Linked DNA regions of Homo sapiens: all the other regions are linked to region 3. A link is a loop called in an ENCODE intact Hi-C map of the cell type or tissue named here. Cell type or tissue: B cell. All regions are shown on one strand. Each heading gives the region's core, and the rest is flanking DNA. Links, peaks and the distances in the headings are about the cores only.

Evidence for each region. Hi-C counts contacts between places; a loop is a spot of excess contacts. Peaks named below come from ENCODE experiments on the same cell type or tissue, not always from the same donor. Only the 100,000 strongest peaks of a DNase experiment are listed, where the experiment ranks them.
Region 1: a loop joins it to region 3, with 2.9 times the contacts of the local background. A loop is called at or near these places in 2 of 110 quality-filtered maps.
Region 2: it touches region 3 in a loop (2.7-fold over the local background); 2 of 110 quality-filtered maps call a loop at or near these places.

What each region holds. Positions count from the first base shown.
Region 1 is chr4:83,249,276-83,256,206 of GRCh38, forward strand. No RefSeq gene overlaps it. Among named protein-coding and RNA genes, the nearest start is that of COQ2, 32 kb to the right of the region's middle. In B cell, for the core only: CTCF peaks have their summits at 3,722 (motif pointing left) and 3,921; a DNase peak (open chromatin) is centred at 3,706; H3K27ac peaks cover 450 bases.
Region 2 is chr4:83,228,911-83,235,841 of GRCh38, forward strand. No RefSeq gene overlaps it. Among named protein-coding and RNA genes, the nearest start is that of COQ2, 52 kb to the right of the region's middle. RefSeq lists an enhancer at 6,630-6,679. In B cell, for the core only: no CTCF peak of the experiment used is centred there; DNase peaks (open chromatin) are centred at 2,202 and 2,831; H3K27ac peaks cover 1,088 bases.
Region 3 is chr4:83,172,129-83,179,059 of GRCh38, forward strand. The region is part of intron 4 of LOC124900167 (a long non-coding RNA gene); the gene reads right to left. Among named protein-coding and RNA genes, the nearest start is that of PLAC8, 61 kb to the left of the region's middle. RefSeq lists an enhancer at 2,760-2,809. In B cell, for the core only: no CTCF peak of the experiment used is centred there; a DNase peak (open chromatin) is centred at 3,173; H3K4me3 peaks cover 3,109 bases; H3K27ac peaks cover 5,000 bases.

The sequences.
Region 1 (6,931 bases), core at 1,206-6,205, 77 kb after region 3:
GAGCCACCACACCCAGCCAGAAAGTTATTTTTAACTCAGGTTTATTTACAAAGAAAATGTATGACAGACCTTATGTAGTTCTGGGCCGCGAAGCTGCCTCAATGAACTCTCCATCTATTGAGCTTATGGTAAATGTTCCACCATCTTACTGGAATCCACACTAACGGCCAAAGAATATGTAGACTCGAAAGTATGTATGCTTTTTTTTTTTTTTTTTTGAGACAGAGTTTCACTCTTGTTACCCAGGCTGGAGTGCAATGGCACGATCTCGGCTCACCGCAACCTCCGCCTCCCGGGTTCAAGCGATTCTCGTGCTTCCGCCTCTCAAATAGCTGAGATTATAGGCATGCACCACCACGCCCGGCTAATTTTGTATTTTTAGTAGAGACAGGGTTTCTCCATGTTGGTCAGGCTGGTCTCGAACTCCCGACCTCAGGTGATCCGCCTGCCTCGGCCTCCCAAAGTGCTGGGATTACAGGCGTGAGCCACCGCACCCAGCAAAAGTATGTATGCTTTACAAAATATTACACTTACATTAACACACCTGATTCTATCCTGAAGTAGAGCCAAAAGTCTCTGTAATCTGTTTAATAGATTCAAAATAGTAGGGAGAAAATCTGAGCAAATCATCGTACTGTTTTGTTGTCCTCCCTCCCAAACAATGCAGCAGCTGAGTGGTGGCTGGATTGCCAGATTCTGGGGGTGCTGGTTTGCCCAGTATTTTCATAGTTGAGTGCAGATACTCCCATGCCCTGGCAAACCAGGAGGTTTGCTCACCCTAGCTGGGGGATAAGCAGGCCTTACGTGCCCACCTAGGAAGGTCTGAGTTTATCAGTACAGTAGCATCATGAACAAACAGCCACCAGGTACAGCTTCCTAGAAGCCTCTTTCCTCAGAGAAGAAAAGACAAGATAATCATCCCCCTTAAAATGGCAGATTTGCCACTGGATCCAGTTGCCTTGTGTTTTCCTCATCACTCACACTGTGGTGGGTGTCAGCTGGAGTTCCAGGCCCTCCAGACCAGGGTTGAGGGTTTTTTCACCTTGTACCCCAAGGAGGCAAAATAGAGTAACAGTCAAGAGTGGAGGCTGCGACTCCTGACCACCTACGGTCAAATCGCTGCTCTGCGCCTTCCTTAGGAGTGGTGGCTTTATAATTGTCAACTTGGCTAGACTGAACTACATGTCCCACAGTTCTTCTGCCTGCATGGCTCTGGTTAGGGTGGGCCACCAGAGACATTCTTCAATCAAGACCCTCTGCATCTGTAAATTTATTAAGTCTGAAAACTGGGTAAAAGGCTGTGACTTTTTACTATGATGATGCAAGCTACATTTTTGACTACCCATCCATTTTGTTCCTAGGAACACTATGATCAATTACCACCACAGATCTTTGTGAGCTAAGGCAACTGGTTAGCACTATGTTCCTGCTGCCCTGTATTGTAAATATGTCCACGCTTCTTGTCTTTGGTGGTTAAATGCAGTCACTTTGACTCTGCCTCTCTGGGATTCCATCATCCCCATTGAAATCTGGAAGCCTCTCTCAATGGTCGCATTCTTTACAGCCACACGTAGCCTGCAAAGGAGACACCCACAGAGCTTTTCCAGTCTGCTGGTGCCTTAGTGCAGGGAGTTGTCTCCTGACTCTTTTCCTGGAACATGCTGGGGGCTGGGCATGCAGTTTGCACATGGTAAATCCAGTCCCATTTGCCTATCGCCCTAAGCCTTTGGAGTCTCTCTTCCATATTGTGACAGGAAAGCTGTCTAGTTAAAGTGCGCTCATAGGAATGAAGTTAGCCTGCTCTAGTGTTCTATCCCACTATTCTCATTCGAACATCTTTAGGATGTACTTCCACACATGTTCCCCAGGTCTCTGAAGATACACATTAGAAAAGTGTGGCAATTCTTTTGGCGTATAAACTATTTCTTGCTGGGTCATGGTGGATCCCTGTCCTACTGGAACTTGCTGAGCTTTGGCAATAATCATGAGTCTAGTGGCAACAAGGGGTGGTTGTGGTAGATTTAGAGAATGAGTAACTCCTTTTAAGGCATCTGTCCCCAGATGAGCTTAACACAGATATTTAAGCAGAGGAAGGCTAGTCTTCTACCAAGAGCAAGCTACTTCCACAGGAGAGGGAAGCTCAAAACTATACATTCAACTATTGTTGTAAGTCAGCAACCCACACCCTTAAATTTTATGTTTAATTTTTTAGCAATATCAGCCCTCTGGCTGTGAGCAATAAAAGATTCTTTTAGGGCTATCCTCAAAGCTCTGTCGTCCTCTAACAATGACTTGAGCTCAGAGTTAAAGGATTTGGGTTTGTCATTTTTCTGTTACTACTCAAGTATGCTCAGAAAAATCTGTCCCACAGTACATTCCTTACAGGCATCATGTACTGCCGTAACAGTTAGTTGCAACTGCCATTTGGGCTCCTAAGACACTTGCTTTGGTTACAACTTCATTACAATTAGCCACAAGTGCTAGCTTGATGTGTGATGTCCCTGCATGCCACAGGTCACTAGCTTCCCATTTCCCATTGCTAAGGAGTTCAGCACTGTGCTGAACTCCAAGGACAGGGTCAGCCCTCAAATCCCACCTCCGCAGGTCTATCTCCTAGGACTACTCCCAGCACCATTTTGTGGCAGTTGGATTCTGTACTAGTCCAGAATCGGAGTGTAATTTGAACAGGGAAAGTTTAATAAATAGTATTAACTAGAGGAGGGGAATAACTAAAAGGGGTAAGCAGAATGCTAAAGAGTACTCTAGAGCTGAGAAAAATACTTGAGGAAGAAGCAAACTTGGAAGGGATTCCTCTGGTCAAGCTGGAATTCAAGCTCTGCTGGAGAAGGTGTGGCTGCAGTCCACTGGAGGGTGGACAAGTTTGCTGGGTTGATCCAGGCCAGAGCCAGTCTAAGTCACTGGACAGGCAGGTAATATTCTTCTAGGGAGCAGGGGGACGGAGGCTGGCCAGAAAACCACAGTTAGGACTACCAAGTGGGAAACATGTCTCTGGGATGCACGTGAGAAGGTTGGCAAACCACTCCGAGGTGTAGGAGAGGGCTGAGGCTAGTGGATGGACCTGTGCAGGGATTGAGGGCATCAAGAACCCCTTTACTGACTGCTTGTCATGAAGCCTGGTGTTAGGAGGGCTGCATGCAGCCAGGTGGTCACAGAACTGGAGCTGGTGGCTTGCCAAGGGACTGTGCCCTCTCTGTGCACACTGGTATGTTAGTTTGCTAGGTCTCCCACAACAAAATACCACAGACTGGGGGGCTTCAACAACAGAAATGTATTTCCTCACAATCTGCAGCTAGAAGTCCAAGATCAAGGTGTTGGCAGGGCTGGTTACTTCTAGGGGCATCTTTCCTTGGCTTGTCTTCCACCAGTGCCTTCACATGTTTCCTTTTGTGGGAGTCTGTGTCCTCAACTCCTCTTCTTGTAAGGACACCAGGCATATCAAATTAGGGCCCACACTAGTAATCTCATTTAACCTTAATAACCTCTTTAAAGACCCTATCTCCAAATACAGTCACATTCTGAGGTATTGCAGGTTAGGATGTCAACATGAATTTGGGGGGACACAATTTAGCCTGCAATAGTTGGGGAGGAGCATTACTGGATGTCCCTGCCATATGTTGCTTACAGCCAGGAGCAGAAGCAAGAAGCAAATGGAAACACGCCCGACCAGGAAGAAGCCCTTTCCTCCTGCAGGGTCCCTCCAGCGCCCTCTACTGAAAAAGTCTGACATCCCACTCACTGCAAAGGAGAAAAGTCTACAGGATTCAACTCCACTATTGCAGAGTAGATAATGAAGGACGGATTTAGAGCTGAGAGGCAATAAATTAATAACAAGCACACTGGTTCTTCAGCTTTCCCAGCATTTCTGTGAGTTTTCTAATGTCCTCCAGAGAAAATGTGTGCCTAAACTGACCGGTTTACAACTGAGAACACTGGCAAATTTGCAGTTTCCCACTTTTTTTTTTTTTTTTGACAGTAGTTATGCATTATGGTACCTTCAAGTTCTCATTTTGGGAGGGATAAACGAATTTTCCCTGGAATTTTACTATTATGATAAGTATAAATTAAAATTATCTCCATTTAACGTGGCATGGTAATGGGCTATGGAAGCAAGAGCAGAAATCTAGCTTTCCTGTTGTTCCTTGTATCTGCCTGGTTCATCCCTGTTTCAAGGCTGATACACTTGCTTTTCCTTCTTCCTGGAACTCTCTTCCGTCAGGTATTCACATAGCTCCATCACATCAATTAAACCTCTGTTCAACTGTCACTTGGAAATCCTTCCTTAGTACTCTATCAAAAATAGCCTCCTTTCCCCATAACTCTCTTTCACCAGGCTTTAGTTTTCTTTATAACAACTTACCACTACATTATATTATTTAAAGTAGCCTATGCACTTATTTACCTACAGAGTTACTCACTTATTAAAATGCAAGTTCTAGGAGGGTAGGGATATGTCTTGTTCACTGAGGTATCCTCAGAACCTAGAATAGTGTATGGCATATAATAGGTACTTGATAAATATTGATTAAGTGAAGGGCTGTAGGTTTCAGAAAAGAGTTGGTTTTTCCAGAACACAACTCCATATGCAGGCATATCTACAGCAATGAAAATTTAGCCCCTAACTTAATTAGGATGGCAACAATATAATTCTGATTATTCTCACCCTAACTTGGTAAAAATGACTTTTGTTCACTTTTTAAAAATTGTGGTATAGTTAGCATACAGTAAAATTCACCTTTTGTGTGTGGGTACAATCCTAAGAGTTTTGGCAAATGCCTATAACTATGTCAAACCATTGCAATCAAGATATAGAACAGTTCCATCATCCTCCGAAATCTCCTCCTTCCCTTTTGTAGTCAGATACTCCTCTGACCTCCAGTCCCTGGCAGCCACTGGTCTGTTTTCTGTACTTACAGTTTTGCTTTTTTCAGATTATCACACAAATGGAATCATGTAGTATATAGTTTTTTGGGTTTGCCTTCCTTCACCTAGCATAATGCATTTGAGATTCATGCATTTTGCTACATATATCAGTTGTCTGTTCCTCTTTATTGTCGTATAGTATTTCATTATATATGTACCGTAGTTTGTTTATTCTTTCACCAGCTGAAGGACATTAAAGCTTTTTTTTTTTCCAATTTGGGATTATAATGAATCAAGCTATTATTAACATTCATGGACAGGTTTTTATGTGAACGTAAGTTTTCTTTCCTCATGGGTAAATACCTAGGAGTGATTTTGCTGGGTCTTATACTCAGTGCATAGTCAATGATAAGAAATTGCCAAACCAGGCCGGGTGCGGTGGCTCATGGCTGTAATCTCAGCACTTTGGGAGGCCGAGGTGGGCAAATCACTTGAGGAGTTTGGGGTGGGTGGTCCCAGCTACTTGGGAGGCTGAGGCAGAAGAATCGCTTGAACCTGGGAGGTTGGGAGGTGGAGGTTGCAGTGAGCTGAGATCACGCCACTGCATTCAAGCCTGGGTGACAGAGCAAGACTCTGACTTAAAAAAAAAAAAAAAAAAAAAGAAATTGCCAAACTGTTTTCCAAAGTGACAAAACCATTTTGCATTTCTACCAGCAATGTATAAGAGTTCCAGTTACTCTACATCTTCACTACCACTTGCTATAATATGGGATGGCTGTGGACTATGGAAACAAGACTAGAAATCTGGCCTTCTTGTTACCCGAATCTGCTTCATTCATCCCCATGTCAAGGCTTATGCACTTGCTGTTCCAACTTCTTGAAAAACGTTCATGTGTGTAACTTCCATTCACATTTTATTTTAAAGCAGAGCCTATCTATGCACACATAAAGACCAGCTAAAAACAGAATGAAGAAAATCAGAAACATGAATACATGAATGAGAAAAAATTATAAAATTGTATCCCTTTCCTTACATTCTTCCATGTTTCAGAGATCTTAACAATTTTCAATTAGTAATTAATTGATCTGTGCTAAAAACTTTTTGATTTGTAACATGTTTTTAAGTGGATTTGTTTAAAATACTCAGTGTGTATTTTGGCCAGGCACGGTGGTTCATGCCTGTAATCCCAGCACTTTGGGAGGCCGAGGAAGGCAGGTTTCCTGAGGTCAGAAGTTCGAGACCAGCCTGGCCAACATGGTGAAACCCTGCCTCTACTAAAAATAAAAAATTAGCCAGGCATGGTTGCATGCGCCTGTAATCCCAGATACTTGGGAGGCTGAGACACGAGAATCGCTTGAACCCTGGAGGCAGAGGTTGCAGTGAGCTGAGATCATGCCACTGCACTCCAGCCTGGGTGACAGTGAGACTCTGTCTCAAAAATAAAATAAAATAAAATAAAATATTTAGTGTGTATTTTTAGCAGTATTTAAAAAATATTGATCAGAGCCATAAACTTCCTGCAGATTCTAAAGTGTTAAAATGTCTTTAACACTTTCCTCTCTTCAAGGAAATGATGTAAACTGAAAGCAATTTATGTTTATGAGGCATTCCTGCAATGGGACATGACCTCTGATCCCAATAATTCTTTCCCAGATGCTGTGTTGACATTTCTACTGCTTAAGTATAAAGCAAGTAAAAGCCATGATTATTTCAGTTTGTTACTATGCCAATGCTGCCTAAGAAAAAAATTACTAACTTGAATTTTCAAGATTGTTGAAGAGTTTTAAACGAGATAAACAAATATAAATCTAGTTAACATTTGCATGCATTACTTTCCATTTCTTTACATGAATTTATACTTCGTTAATGGGTAGGATATCCCTAGATATATATATATATATTTTAAATATTTTTTTTTTTGAGACAGAGTCTTGCTCTGTCCCCTAGGCTGAAATGCAGTGGCGTGATCTTGGCTCACTGCAACCTCTGTCTCCTGGGTTCAAGCGATTCTCCTGCCTCAGCCTCCCAAGTAGCTGGGATTATAGGCAC
Region 2 (6,931 bases), core at 727-5,726, 56 kb after region 3:
GGAACCAAACCATATTTAGGCCCTTCAAGTGCTTTTAAAATTTGCTATATTTCTGAAAGAACAACAAGAATTCTAAGTTGAACTTAAATCTTAAGGTCAATGAAGTTTTTTTTTTTTGAGATGGAGTCTCGCTCGCTCTGTCACCCAGGCTGGGGTGCAGTGGGGTAATCTTGGCTCACTGCAACCTCCGCCTCCGAGGTTCAACCAATTCTCCTGCCTCAGCTTCCTGAGTAGCTGGGATTACAGGCGTGCACCACCATGCCCAGCTAATTTTTGTATTTTTAGTAGAGATGGGGTTTCACCATGTTGGCCAAGCTGGTCTCGAACTCCTGACCTTGTGATCCGCCCGCCTTGGCCTCCCAAAGTACTGGAATTACAGGCATGAGCCACCATGCCTGGCGGTAAGCGAAGTTTTTAAGTTGTAACTTTAGTAAATTAAATATTAATTTTTAAAGCTAAGTAACCTCTGAATAACCTTTTTTGATGCATAAAAGCCAACCTCAAGGGCATCAAAAGAGTCATCTACGTTTATATTTGAACTCTGTAACTTCTGAATAATGTGCAAAGCATGTCCTCTGGGATCCGAGGGACCAGGTGTAATGGGGTTAAGTTGAATTCAAAGCTTGAACACGTAGCCTTCTTGTTTTCTGTAACTATTCTCTTCTTGTCCAGAAGGCCCCGTTTCCTCTGATGGCGAGATAGAGTGATGAAGTGAAGGTAGATCACCAAACATAAACTTTCCAAGTAAAGGTAGCCAGAGTCTACTTTGGGGTTAACCTAATCTCTTTTGGGGAAATGCTCAGCGTTTTAGGCATTTTCTTCTCTCCTCTTCCCTTAGCCAAGATGGCCTTGGGGAGAGGGAAAGTTTATGCACTCACGTGGCATTGGTGGTGTTGTGGCTGGTTCACAGTGGGCTTTTGTTTGGCCCAGTGGGCACTTGCTGGGCTCTTGTTGCAGTGTTTTGTCCCACTGAAACCAGGTCATTGGTCTCTGATGTCATCGCCTCCTCTTGACCTCCAGTGGCATTGTTGCATTGCCTCGGAGCTCTGCAGGCTGACTAGGCCTTTTGGACTTTCCAGTTTTATCCAAAGCACACAGGAGGCCCCTACAAAAGAACACTCCCCAGGAACCTTTGTCTCAGGAAATCTTTCCAGCGTCTGCCTCTGAACTACTCTCTGTCCTGTCCTCTACTCCAGACTTTTCCCTTGTGATTAAGTTCTTGTCTCCTTGGACTAGGTCCTTTGTATCAGACAGAAAGCTGCCCTTATGTGGGTGGGGGCATAAGTCTCTCTTTGGTTCCACCCTATAACCCTGGGCCAGCCCTTCTTATTCTCAAGCAGAGTCCTGGATCCTGAGACCCTAGTCTGAACCTGTATCCCATCCCCATAATTTGAGTAGGTGAAGCAAAAATGAATCTGTACCCCATCCCCATAATTTGAGTAGGTGAAGCAAAAATGATCAAATCTGGCCAGGCATGGTGGCTCATCCCTGTTGTTCCAGCACTTTGGGGGGCTGAGGCGGGAGAACTGCTTGAGCCCAGGAGTCTGAGACCAGCCTAGGCAACATAGTGAGACCTTGTTTCCACAAACAAACAAACAACCCAATCTGTGAATGCCAAGATTGCTTAAGAATTAACAAATAGCATTTGAAAAAGATGTAAGAATTGTTAGGAACATAAAAGTTATAGGATACTAATTCCTTTAAAATAAAAATGCAAAGTTTCTTCCTAATTAACTTTTTTCTAACACTTAGGTTTGAGATAATTAGAAGAAAAGTTTACATATAGATTAGCGTCACTATTAGCCAAATAGTGCCTTTATAAAAATCACAGAGAGGCCTTTTTCTCTGGTGGTGGGGTGTGGCATAGAGTCCTAAGCAGGACTCACAGCTTGGCAAGGCAAGAGGAGCACAGACTGGATTTTGGTCCCTACTCACCCGTCAGGTGGTTGCTTTTTGGTAATAAACATCCTGCCCAATCATACGAAGTGGCCTGATATAGATGATATTTATTAACTACATGACCTTGGGCAAACATCTCAGTCCTTAGAACTTTAGATGCCTCATATAACAAGTGAGAGGGGCTGACCTCTGAGGTCCTTTGTATCTACAAATACTATGCTCCACGGCATCAGTAATTTTTTTTTTCTTTTTTTTAACTAAATGAGAGTCTTCACAGAAAGTAGAGGAAGTACCAAATGCTGGCCACCGGAAGGAACCAGTCTGAAAAGTAGAAGTGACAGAAACCCATGGGCAAAAGTGGTCAGGTTATTCTAGAGTTCATGATAGGGAGAGTTGGACATCATTAGATATATATCCGAGACTTTGGTAAGACACATCTAAAAATTTTTCCTAAATAATAAGATTCCCTGGACAGAGACTCCCAAAGGGAAGATGACAAGTGTTTGGGAGAAGTGCTGCAAAATGAAATCTCTATCTTCCAAACAGGATGATGTGGAACAGAAAAAAAGGGGGAGAGTTATTTAAAGAGAGACACACTTGGCCAGGCGTATTGGTTCAGGGCACTTTGGGAGGCCGACACAGGTGGATCACTTGAGGCCAGGAGTTCAAGACCAGTCTGGCCAATATGGTGAAACCCCATCTCTACAAAAACTAAAAAAAAAATAGCTGGATGCTAATGCTCTGAGATGACAGATTTTTGGAACTGTGGATGTAAAGCCCATAGACCTTAACATTAGTGTGTCCAGTCCCATGACATTTCATTAGCTTATGGCTTCTGCTCCAGAGACTCCCACCATTTCCCCATTGATAAGGGAGAGGAAGGAGGAAGTAAGAGATTATTTAAAAACAGTTGTGAAACTACCAAGGTCTGTGGTTGAGAGTTGGTTTTCTAACCAACCTTTGTCTAGTCTAGTCTAACCTTTGACTACAGACATCATATAAGGGACACGGTTGCCTCAGATGCAGAAGATATCAGGAAGGGCTGATTTGTTCCACACTATTTGACCACACTGATTGCAACAGGATGTGGACATGTTTTGCTATGAGTGTGTCCTAAAACATTGGAAAGAAACCCCACATCCTGTCACCCTCCCTGAGGGCAAGGACACTTAGAGTGGAGAAATCTGAGGTTTAACCTGTGCTGGGGATGATGACTGATACAACAAAGGATATAGGACCTCACCTAATGAATTTCAAAGATTGCTGATGTAAGATGCACCAAGAACAAATGTTGGTGTCCTGGTAGTAGAGCAGGGGACCCCTTGTGAGACCTGTCTTTGATCTTGGGAACACAAATCTTACAACATATTTATGACTGTGAAGGCAAAAGAAATCTTCAACGATGAGGTCTGGAAATTCTGAATATTCTATGCAAAGTATTAGAATTTCACAAGAGAGGACTTTGCTCAGAAGAGAAAAATGAACAGGCACCAAGTGGTAATTCACAGAAGTGTCATTCCCATGCTCTTAACTCTCAAGTGTGTTTTGAGATCAGGAAACATGGAGTCCTTATTCTCACTGTGTCCCCTGTTTGAAGACTGATTAATTAAGATGTCATTCATGACATGGTGAGCCATCTTGAGATATTTGAATATCCTGCCACCATGGGAACCCAGACCTACCTCTGGACTAATTATTGGGAGGGGATTGTGGGAAAGAATAATGACTGGGAAATAGAAATCTTTAAGATGCTCTTGAGCAGAACAAATTTCTCCTCCAATAAAGATGTCCATGTGTTTGTATTTGGCATGGATAATACCATGTATTCTGTAACCCCAATTCTTTAGTATTAGCTCTTTGTGAAAACCTTCTTAGAAACAAGGTGATTTCACTAGATTGTGTTTGGGGGCTATAATTTTATGATCCTATGAAAGATTGTCCCCTACTTTGCCACTTCTGCCAATAAGACCTCTATGTCCTGTCTGCTCTCTTGTTCCCCCAAATAAAGCTTGGATTTCTGTACCATTAACTATCTGCCCAGCATACAAACCTTTAAGTAAGAAAGAAAGCTTCCTCTTAACCTTCATCCAAAAAAAAACAAAAACACACACAAACAAAAGAAAATCTGAACTAGGAATAGAGAGCTTTGGGGCTTCTTAAGTACAATGACTAATAAAATATAAACATACTTGCTGTCTCCAGGGGGTTTATAATTAAAATCATAATGTATATTGACATTGTTTATCAGGGTAAAGACTATACTAATTGGCAGGAATAGAATACTCTTTTCTTTTTTTCAAAAGTATAAGTACTGAAAAATTTGACCAATCTCTGTGTTCTACTTACTACTTCTAATGAAGACCTGACAATTCTACATTAATTTAACAGTAACTTTAAGCATTGGATATGTTGATTTGTAATTATCAGGAGAGACTGAGATCAAGCATTTATGTTGGTATATACATTACTAAAAATGATACAAAAATAGGGCTTTAATAAAATGAAGAAACTTTTTTTTATTTATATGCACCTAACAGAAACTGAGATCAGTATGTGCAACCTATGTCTCTGCCAAATTTATCCTCCTTCCAGCCCTACCTTGGAGAGGGGTAATCATCTAAAATTAAACTATTTGCAGACAATTTTTCTTGGAAATGTAATGTTAACAGAGGCAATTATTTTTCTTTAGGCTATAGAAAAACAAATTTTTATTTATTTATTTTTTATTTTAAAAAATAATGGAGTGGCAGGGTCTTGCTGTGTTGCCCAGGGTGGGCTTGAATTCCTGGGCTCAAGTGATCCTCCCACTTTGGTCTCTCAAAGTGCTGAGATTACAGGCATTACTGGCCTAGAAAAACAAATTCTGAATAAGTATGATAAGACAAATTCCTTGCCAGCAACTCAATTTTAGAAAATATAGTTTTTAATCTCAGGTAGCTTGGGATGGCAGAAACAAACTGTCTTACTGTTTATTCTTGAAATATACACTAAGAAACCTATATTCATAAGAAGAACTCTTTTAAAAGGGATAACATTTCATAAAAACTTTATTATTGACTTACATTTAACATATGAGCTGTAGTATTCTTCTAGAATTTTATATTCGTTTTTATTTTCTTGAGTTTTTTTGTTTTTGTTTTTGTTTTGTTTTGTTTTAGTTTTTGGTTTTTGGTTTGTTTGTTTTTTTGTTTTTTTTGAGACAGGGTCTCACTCACTCTGTCACCCAGGCTGGAGTGCAGTGGCATGATCTCGGCTCACTGTACCCTCGACCTCCTGGGCACAAGCAATACTCACTCAGCCTCTTGAGTAGCTGGGACTACAGGCACATGCCCCCATTCCTGGCTAATTTTCGTATTTTTAGTAAAGATAGGATTTTGCCATGTTGCCCAGGCTGGTCTCAAATTTCTGAGCTCAAACAGTCCTCCTGCCTTGGCCTCCCAAAATGCTGGGATTCCAGGCATAAGCCACCATGCCCAGCCTATTTTTTATTTTCTTGAATATTAAAGGCATTCCATGACTATTGAAGTCAACTAGTTTAAGTCTAATGAAGACCTGATTAAAGTTAAATATTTACCAAAATAAAAACAATTATTATTACCAAAGTAACACCAATCTTTAAAAATCATTCCAAAAAATTAAAGTATCCTGCAGGGACTATATTCAGCATGAGAGATGAAGTAGGGAATGTCAGGACTCTGAGCCTAAGCTAAGCCATCATATCCCTAGTGACCTGCATGTATACATCCAGATGGCCGGTTCCTGCCTTAACTGGTGATATTCCGCCACAAAAGAAGTGAAAATGGCCTGTTCCTGCCTTAACTGATGACATTACCTTGTGAAATTCCTTCTCCTGGCTCATCCTGGCTCAAAAGCTCCCCCTCTGAGCACCTTGTGACCCCCCACCCCTGCCCACCAGAGAAAAACCCCCCTTTTTCCTTTACCTACCCAAATCTTATAAAACGGCCCCACCCCTATCTCCCTTCCCTGACTCTCTTTTCGGACTCAGCCCACCTGCACCCAGGTGAAATAAACAGCCTTGTTGCTCACACAAAGCCTGTTTGGTGGTCTCTTCACATGGACGTGCGTGAAAGGGAATTTGTCACAGAACATTCAGCAGACAAACTTAAAGAGGGAATTTTAAACTAGCTTTCAGAACCTAGGCTCAGAGGCAGTACTCAAGTGAGGTCCTGCTGCAGATGACAACTGCAAAAGAAAATGAACATTGATTTTCTCCAAGTTAGACTCATTTATTTAGCTGTTACTCATAAAGTAGAAGCCAGGTAAGCAGTAGTGTTGACTCATACATAATTTGCAAAAGAGTTGATAAACTCGGACAACAGCAGTGGGACTGCTTTATAGTTTCAAAAGCCTCTTAACATCTTCTCTGTTTTGAGTGCATCATCTTCTCTAAGATGAATTATCTTCAGACCAAATTATATAAGTCAATCTGCAATGGAACAAGCTGGAGGAGATTTAGATTCACTATCTAGAGAAAAGTGTTCATTTGTTTAAAAGAAATACTTTAAACTGAGGGAATTCATCACCACTAGACCAGTCCTACAAGAAATGTTTGAGAGTCCTTCATCTAGAAGTGAAAGTGTCAGGCCTCTGAGCCCAAGCTAAGCCATCATATGCCCTGTGACCTGCACATATACATCCAGATGGCCGGAAGCAACTGAAGATCCACAAAAGTGAAAATGGCCTGTTCCTGCCTTAACTGATGACATTCCACCATTGCGATTTGTTCCTGCCCCACCTTAACTGAACTATTAACCTTGTGAAATTCCTCCTCCTGGCTCAGAACCTCCCCCACTGAGCACCTTGTGACCCCCGCCCCTGCCCATAAGAGAAAAACCCCCTTTGACTGTAATTTTCCACTACCCACCCAAATCCTGTAAAACAGCCCCACCCCATCTCCCTTTGCTGACTCTCTTTTCGGACTCAGCCCGCCTGTACCCAGGTGAAATAAACAGCCTTGTTGTTCACACAAAGCCTGTTTGGTGGTCTCTTCACATGGACACACATGACAGAA
Region 3 (6,931 bases), core at 1,222-6,221:
TATTTTTTTGAGACTAAGTCTTACTCTGTCGCCCAGGCTGGAGTGCAGTGGCACAATCTCAGCTCACTGCAACCTTGGTCTCCCGGGTTCAAGCGATTCTTCTGCTTCTGCCTCCTGAGTAGCTGGGATTACAGGTGTCTGCCACCATGCCCAGCTAATTTTTTTTTTTTTTTTGTATTTTTAATAGAGACGGGGTTTCACCATATTGGCCAGGGCCAGGCTGGTCTTGAACTCCTGACCTCAGGTGATCCACCTGCCTTGGCCACTCAAAGTGCTGTGATTACAGGCGTCAGCCACTGCGCCTGTACCTAAAGTCTTAAAAAAGCATTTCCCCTGGGAACACACAATTGTTTATTCATGGATAAAGGAAGAAAAACTGAAATTTCTTGAGAGGTTTCTCCTGCCAGATTTCATGTTAAGCAGCCTTATGTGTGTTATGACATTCTAGCCTTGTGACCACTTTTTCTTCTTCTTTTTTGAGATGAAGTCTCGCTCTGTTGCCCAGGCTGGAGTGCACTGGGGCGATTTCAGCTCACTGCAACCTCTATCTCCCAGGTTCAAGCAATTCTCCTGCCTCAGCTTCCCAAGTAGCTGGGATTACAGGAACCCACCACAGCGCCCAGCTAATTTTTTGTATTTTTAGTAGAGACAGGGTTTCACCATGTTGGCCAGACTGGTCTTGAACTCCCAAACTCAGGTGATCCGCCTGCCTTGGCCTCTCAAAGTGCTGGGATTACAGGAGTGAGCCACCATGCTTGGCTCTTCTATTTTGAAGTTCAATACTTGGAAAACTTAAGCAGCTATGTCAGGCTCAAGGTCAGGTGAGCTATAGTCAACGTCTGTGCTCTTCCATTCTACCAAGTCCCCTGTCTTTTGGAAGGTGCCGAGACCAGCTCAGTTGGGGAGACCCTAACCCAATGGTGCTAGAGGAATTAAAGACACACACACAGAAATATAGAGGTGTGAAGTGGGAAATCAGGGGTCTCACAGCCTTCAGAGCTGAGAGCCCTGAACAGAGATTTACCCACATATTTATTAACAGCAAGCCAGTCATTAGCATTGTTTCTATAGATGTTAAATTAACTAAAAGTATCCCCTATGGGAAACGAAGGGATGGGCCAAATCAAAGGAATAGGTTGGGCTAGTTAACTGCAGCAGGAGCATGTCCTTAAGACACAGATTGCTCACGCTATTGTTTGTGGCTTAAGAATGTCTTTAAGCAGTTTTCCACCCTGGGCGGGCCGGGTGTTCCTTGCCCTCATCCCGTAAACATACAACCTTCCAGCTTGGGTGTTAGGGCCATTATGAACATGTTACAGTGCTGCAGAGATTTTGTATATGGCTAGTTTTGGGGCCAGCTTATGGCCAGATTTTGGGGGGCTTGCTCCTAACTGGAAGTTTTATTCTCAGCAGTTACTATTTATTGACTCCCTGGGGTCTTGCGCTGGGCTCTGTTTTTCTGAGCCAATCTGAGCTATCCAGATGGGATCAGGTAAAACAGCTGAGTAAGTCTCTCCTTGGCGTTCCAGGGCTCTTAATTCCCCCTATTTCCAGCCCCTCCTTTGCCCTCTGTATGCCTCCTTCTGGCATTCAGCCACCTACCAAATAATTCCATGGGTCGCATCAACCCACCAGCCCCTCATTAGAGATTAACCTAATTTCTGGAACAAGAAAGTAAAATAAAGTCAGTGGAAAAGGCCCTACTTTTTGTCACCTGTGTTAGGCCATAGCCAGGGAAAGGATCCCTTCCTCTTTATACATTGAAAGTGGAGAAAGGTTAGTTTCATACCAGTAGTTGGCTTCTGGACTCCTACATCTCCTGCAGCCTCCCAGATCCCTTCAGATCTGTTCCTTTCAAGGACCTCCCTTGTTCTTGAGCTTCTCCAGAAGCCAGAAACCCCACAGTAAGCCCTTTAGTCCTGCAACTGAGTGTGTATTTAGGGCCAATTCCCTCCCCTACTCCCACAGAACCTCTGGGTCTCCCAGAATTCATAAGTCTCTGCATCAGGATAAGATTCTGCCTCATCTACCAATGGTGTCATTTCTGAAATTTTAGCCAAAAGAATGAAAACTCTCAGTTATAAGGAAATTAAAAAATGATTATGTGTAGTTGAAGATATGGCATTTCCTAATTTAAGCTACACAATTTATATAAACAAAGTGTACTCCAAAACATTTTTCTTCATGTTAAAAATGGTGCTCATGCTTGATAATGCTTAAATTAGGAGTCCTCTCAGGAGTATTTGTGTTTTTCATAGCACAAGACTTGGAAAGTTTCTGACACTGGCAAAGTTTAGTTATCCTCCTTTCATCAAGCAAGTCAAAGGGACTTGGCTCACTAAAACATTTGTGAGGGGAAGAGATAAAAAGCAGAGGGTAAACTGGGTCTATCGATGCCTCCATTGTCTTCCATCATTAACCTCTCCAGTAACCTAATTTATTAAGCTTCTTCTCTACTTTTGTCCTATAATTTATTAAACTGGTGTCAGGCATACATGGTTCTAGAGGAAGACTGCCCTTTCACACCCAGACCCTCTATGCGTGCCCTCTGAAGCTCTTCACAATGTGACCTACCCTATTTCTTCAGTCCTTTTGATTTCTACTTCCATAAGTTATCCCATCACTACTCAGCAAGCAGCCCCTCTATATCTATTCCTGCTGTCAGTTACCGTCTCCTGTCTTCCTCTTTACCTGTTAACATCCCATCCCTAGTGCCCATCCACCAGGAAGCCATTTCTAACCTTCCATGTTGGATTTGCCTTTCCCTCCTCTGAACTTGCAAACCCCTTTCCAGATGTGGTGGAGAACCCTCTGGTCTGGCGCTCAGGACACTAGGATATCATTACAGCACTGATACTTGGCTCCCTCTGTGCTTTTTCTCTAAATGACAATGATACTATTTTCACTTCCTCCTTCCCACGGTTATTAAAAATATACAGGAATCTATACTAATAGCAGACATGAGATTTATATACGTGTATTCTGAGCATGTACACCTTTTCTTTTGACTTATTTGTAGGTTTTTTTTGAGGACAGGTAACTGGACCTCAGTCATCTTTGTGTCCCCCAAAGATAATGGCCTACACATAGCCTAGAAAATAGTAGGTGCTCAATACAATTGTATTTATTTATACCAGTGGTTTTCAACCATGGGTGATTTGCACCTCCCATCCGCCCTGCCCCACCCAACCACCACCTGCCTGAGACATATGGCAATGTCTAGTAACAGTTTTAGTTTCTACAATTCAGGGAGATGGCAGAGAATTGCTACTGGCATCTAGTGGGTAGAGGCCAGGGAAGCCGCTAAGCATCCTACAATGCACAGGACAGGCCCTGCCTTCCCTAACTTTCAACAAGAAGTTATTCGGCCCAATGGTGGCAAGGCTGAGAAACTCTGATTTATACCCTTGATCTTAAGGAGATTTGAGCCATTTACAAACTCACATATGCAATAAGATACCAAATGCAAAATGAAGAAATCAGGCACAGGAAAAATAAAGCCTAGAGCAGCTTTAGTGCGTGCTTTAAGGTTCCTATACAATGCTAGACATCACTGCACATTAGACCCTGAGCTTCTGATCAGGCAAAGCAAAGAGGGAACACAAATATTTAGGAGATTGGCCATGTCCATAAAAGACAAACAAATTAAAACCTAGAGAAATTTCTCGTCAAAATGGAGGTGATGCATGAAAAAGAGTGATCTAAGCCTTTAACAGTAGTTCTATAATAACTAGAACAGACATTTCCTAATGTAGGCTTAAAGAGTATGGAGGGATTACAGTATGAGCACTGAAAGTAACGTATGAGAAGCTAAAATGATCCCATCCAAGTACTTATCTGTCTGATAATCTGAGATAATTCAAGATTAAAAATCAGATTTTTAAAGACTTTTTTGATACAGAGTCTTGCTCTGTGATCCAGGCTGGAGTGCAGTGGTGCCATCTCAGCTCACTGCAAACTCCACCTCCTGGGTTCAAGCAATTCTCGTGCCTCAGCCTCCCGAGTGGCTGGAATTACAGGCGTGTGCCACCATGCCTGGCTAATTTTTGTATTTTTAGTAGAGAATGGATTTCACTATGTTGGCCAGGCTGCTCTCCAACAGCTGGCCTCAAATGATCCGCCTGCCTCGGCCTCCCAAAGTGCTGGGATTACAGGTGTGAGCCACAGAACTTGGCCTAAAGATTGTTTAGAGGAGTACAAGGGGGCATGTTCCTTGATAATTCTTCATAAATAGCATTTTTGCCAGCTATTTATGAGGTTTAGTAAGAACTGGGCAGTGGTGAGACTGAGTTAAAAGTCTGGCAAGACCTTGAGTTCAGATTCCCAGCTCAAGCTGCTTATCCATGAGAAGAGGTATGCAGATGGAAAGGTATATAACGTATTGCATTGTTATAAAAATTAAGGAATGGAGTGGGGACACACAGCTGAATAGAAGACCACCCTAGTGTAGCATGGAAGTGAGCTTAAGTCATCTACCTACAGGAAAGTTTGTTTCCCTCAGAAACCACCTCTGGGGCTGCTTCAGCAAGTGACCACATGGCTGATAAAAGTCCCCAAGTTCTGTACCATAGAGCCTGGAAAACTTTTGTAGTAGGTATTACCACCTTCTCCCATGGTAATAAAAGAATGTAACAATACACCTACAGAGTCAAATTTTAAGTACAGAAAGTCCCTCAACTTATATGGGGTGATGTCCAGATAAACTTATTATAAGTAAACAAAATTATTAAGTTGAAAATGCATTTAGTTCAGATAAATTCATCATGAAGTTGGAAAATTGTAAGTGGAATTATTGTAAGTTAGGGACTGTCTGTAATGTAACTTCCTAGTCAATGCTGTAAAGATAAAAGAATTGCAATATGGAACCTTAGATATTATAATAAGTTGATCTTCTAAAAATACTAATTGGCCCTATTCTGCTTCTGAACCATTTGATCTGGTTGTAGAGATTGAGTGAGTGATCTGGAATTGGTATTTTTAAGGCTTCCCAGGTAATTACAAAGTGCAGCCAGGGTTGAGAATCACCACATTAAAGGAAATGATGATTTTTGAGTATTGAATTAGTCCAACTTGAGTCTTTTATACAATAATAAAATACATTTCCTCTCAACTTCAAACTTCATGTACCACTTAAATTTTCTCCCCAAACACGTATAATTTAAAAAAATTAAGCCAAGGGGAACACTCATTCTATGGCATAGAATGAGGTGTTGCTTGGTTCTAAAAATGAATGAATGAATGAATGAATGAATGAATAATATGCTCAATGAAGAAAATCTGAGAATTACCAAAATATCAAAACAAAAAACCTCTAGCAATTCCACCATACAAAGCTTAACTACTTGTGACATTTTCAATGTATGTCTTTCCATTTAATCCATTAAAACAGTAATTAGTGTGTAGGACCAGTTTTTAATGAGGATATTCCCAATTGAGGCAATAAAACCATTTCTCCTGCAATGTGGAGAAGGCTGCTTTCCTTTCTGTTTGTTTTACATGGAGAGCAAGCATTCATCTCTTTTAAAACTGGTATCCAATTATGCTGTAGCTCAGAATTACCTAATTAGTTGAGATGCCCCCACCATGACTCTTGAGTTTGTGTGACAGGGTAGAGTCTGTCTAAGAAAGTCAAGAGTTTGAGTTCATCCCAAGGGCTGAAATACTATTGGTTTAATGAATGAATCTTTGAGTTACCTTAAAAGTCCCAATTTATATGCAGATATCCTAAAAGCCCTCGACTAAAAGTAGGTTTCTTACCTAGGCAATGACTTACTTCCCCAGACTCACGTTTTGCCTTTATTCTGTTTCTTCACATCTTTCTTGGAACTATTTGTCTCCAATAGGAGCTAAACAGAGAGGAATCCCAAAAGGAGAAGAGGGTACCCACCAGCCCCCAGAATTGCAGAGGGCTCAGCTCTAACCATGCTTAGCATGTCTGGTATCTGGCCATGTTCAGAGAATAGTCCTTTAGATGTCTCACATTTAACATCTTGGCTAAAAGAGCCAGAACACCTGTAAAGTGCAGCACTGTATTTTAAATCTCGCTGTGACTCAAATGTGAATTGGAATTGCCTGTTCTTCAAATAATGTGGGCTGAAGATCACTTAGCTGGTGAGAATCCAGCTAACAGCTGCATTCACTTTGGTACAAAATGACTCAAAGGGACTTGGTTGGCCAGGCACAGTGGCTCACACCTGTAATCCCAGCAATTTGGGAGGCCGGGGTGGGAGGATTGCTTGAGCCAAGGATGTTCAAGACCAGCCTGGGCAAGATGGCAAGATCTCATCTCTAAATAAATAAATAAATAAATAATTTTTTAAAAAGGGACTTGGTCAATTTTTTTTCTTTTCTTTTTTTTTTTTTTTTTTTTTGAGATGGAGTCTCACTCTGTCCCCCAGGCTGGAGTGCAGTGGCACAATCTTGGCTTACTGCAAACTCTGCCTTCCAGGTTCATGCCATTCTCCTGCCTCAGCCTCCCGAGTGGCTGGGACTACAGGCGCCCGCCACCACGCCCGGCTAATTTTTTGTATTTTCAGTAGAAACGGGGTTTCACCGTGTTAGCCAGGATGGTCTCGATCTCCTGACCTCGTGATCTGCCCGCCTTGGCCTCCCAAAGTGCTGGGATTACAGGCGTGAGCCACCGCGCCCTGCCTTTTGTTTCTTTTTTTAACTTTTTCAGTGAAAAGTCAACTTTGTTAAATTATTTTAAATTTTGTTTTGCTGTAGATAGGGGAAAGGGTTCCTTTCAAAATGCCAACAACTTGTACTAGGGATGGAAGTCAAGAGAGCTAAGATAGCCTCAGCCATAAAACTGGTGGTAAAAATTTACAGAATGTTGAATTTGGGTGGTGTTTATAATCTATAACTCTAACAAGTCCCAATCTAATATTTTATAAGAAGACTACAAAACTGTTCAGTGAGTGCTCTAGCC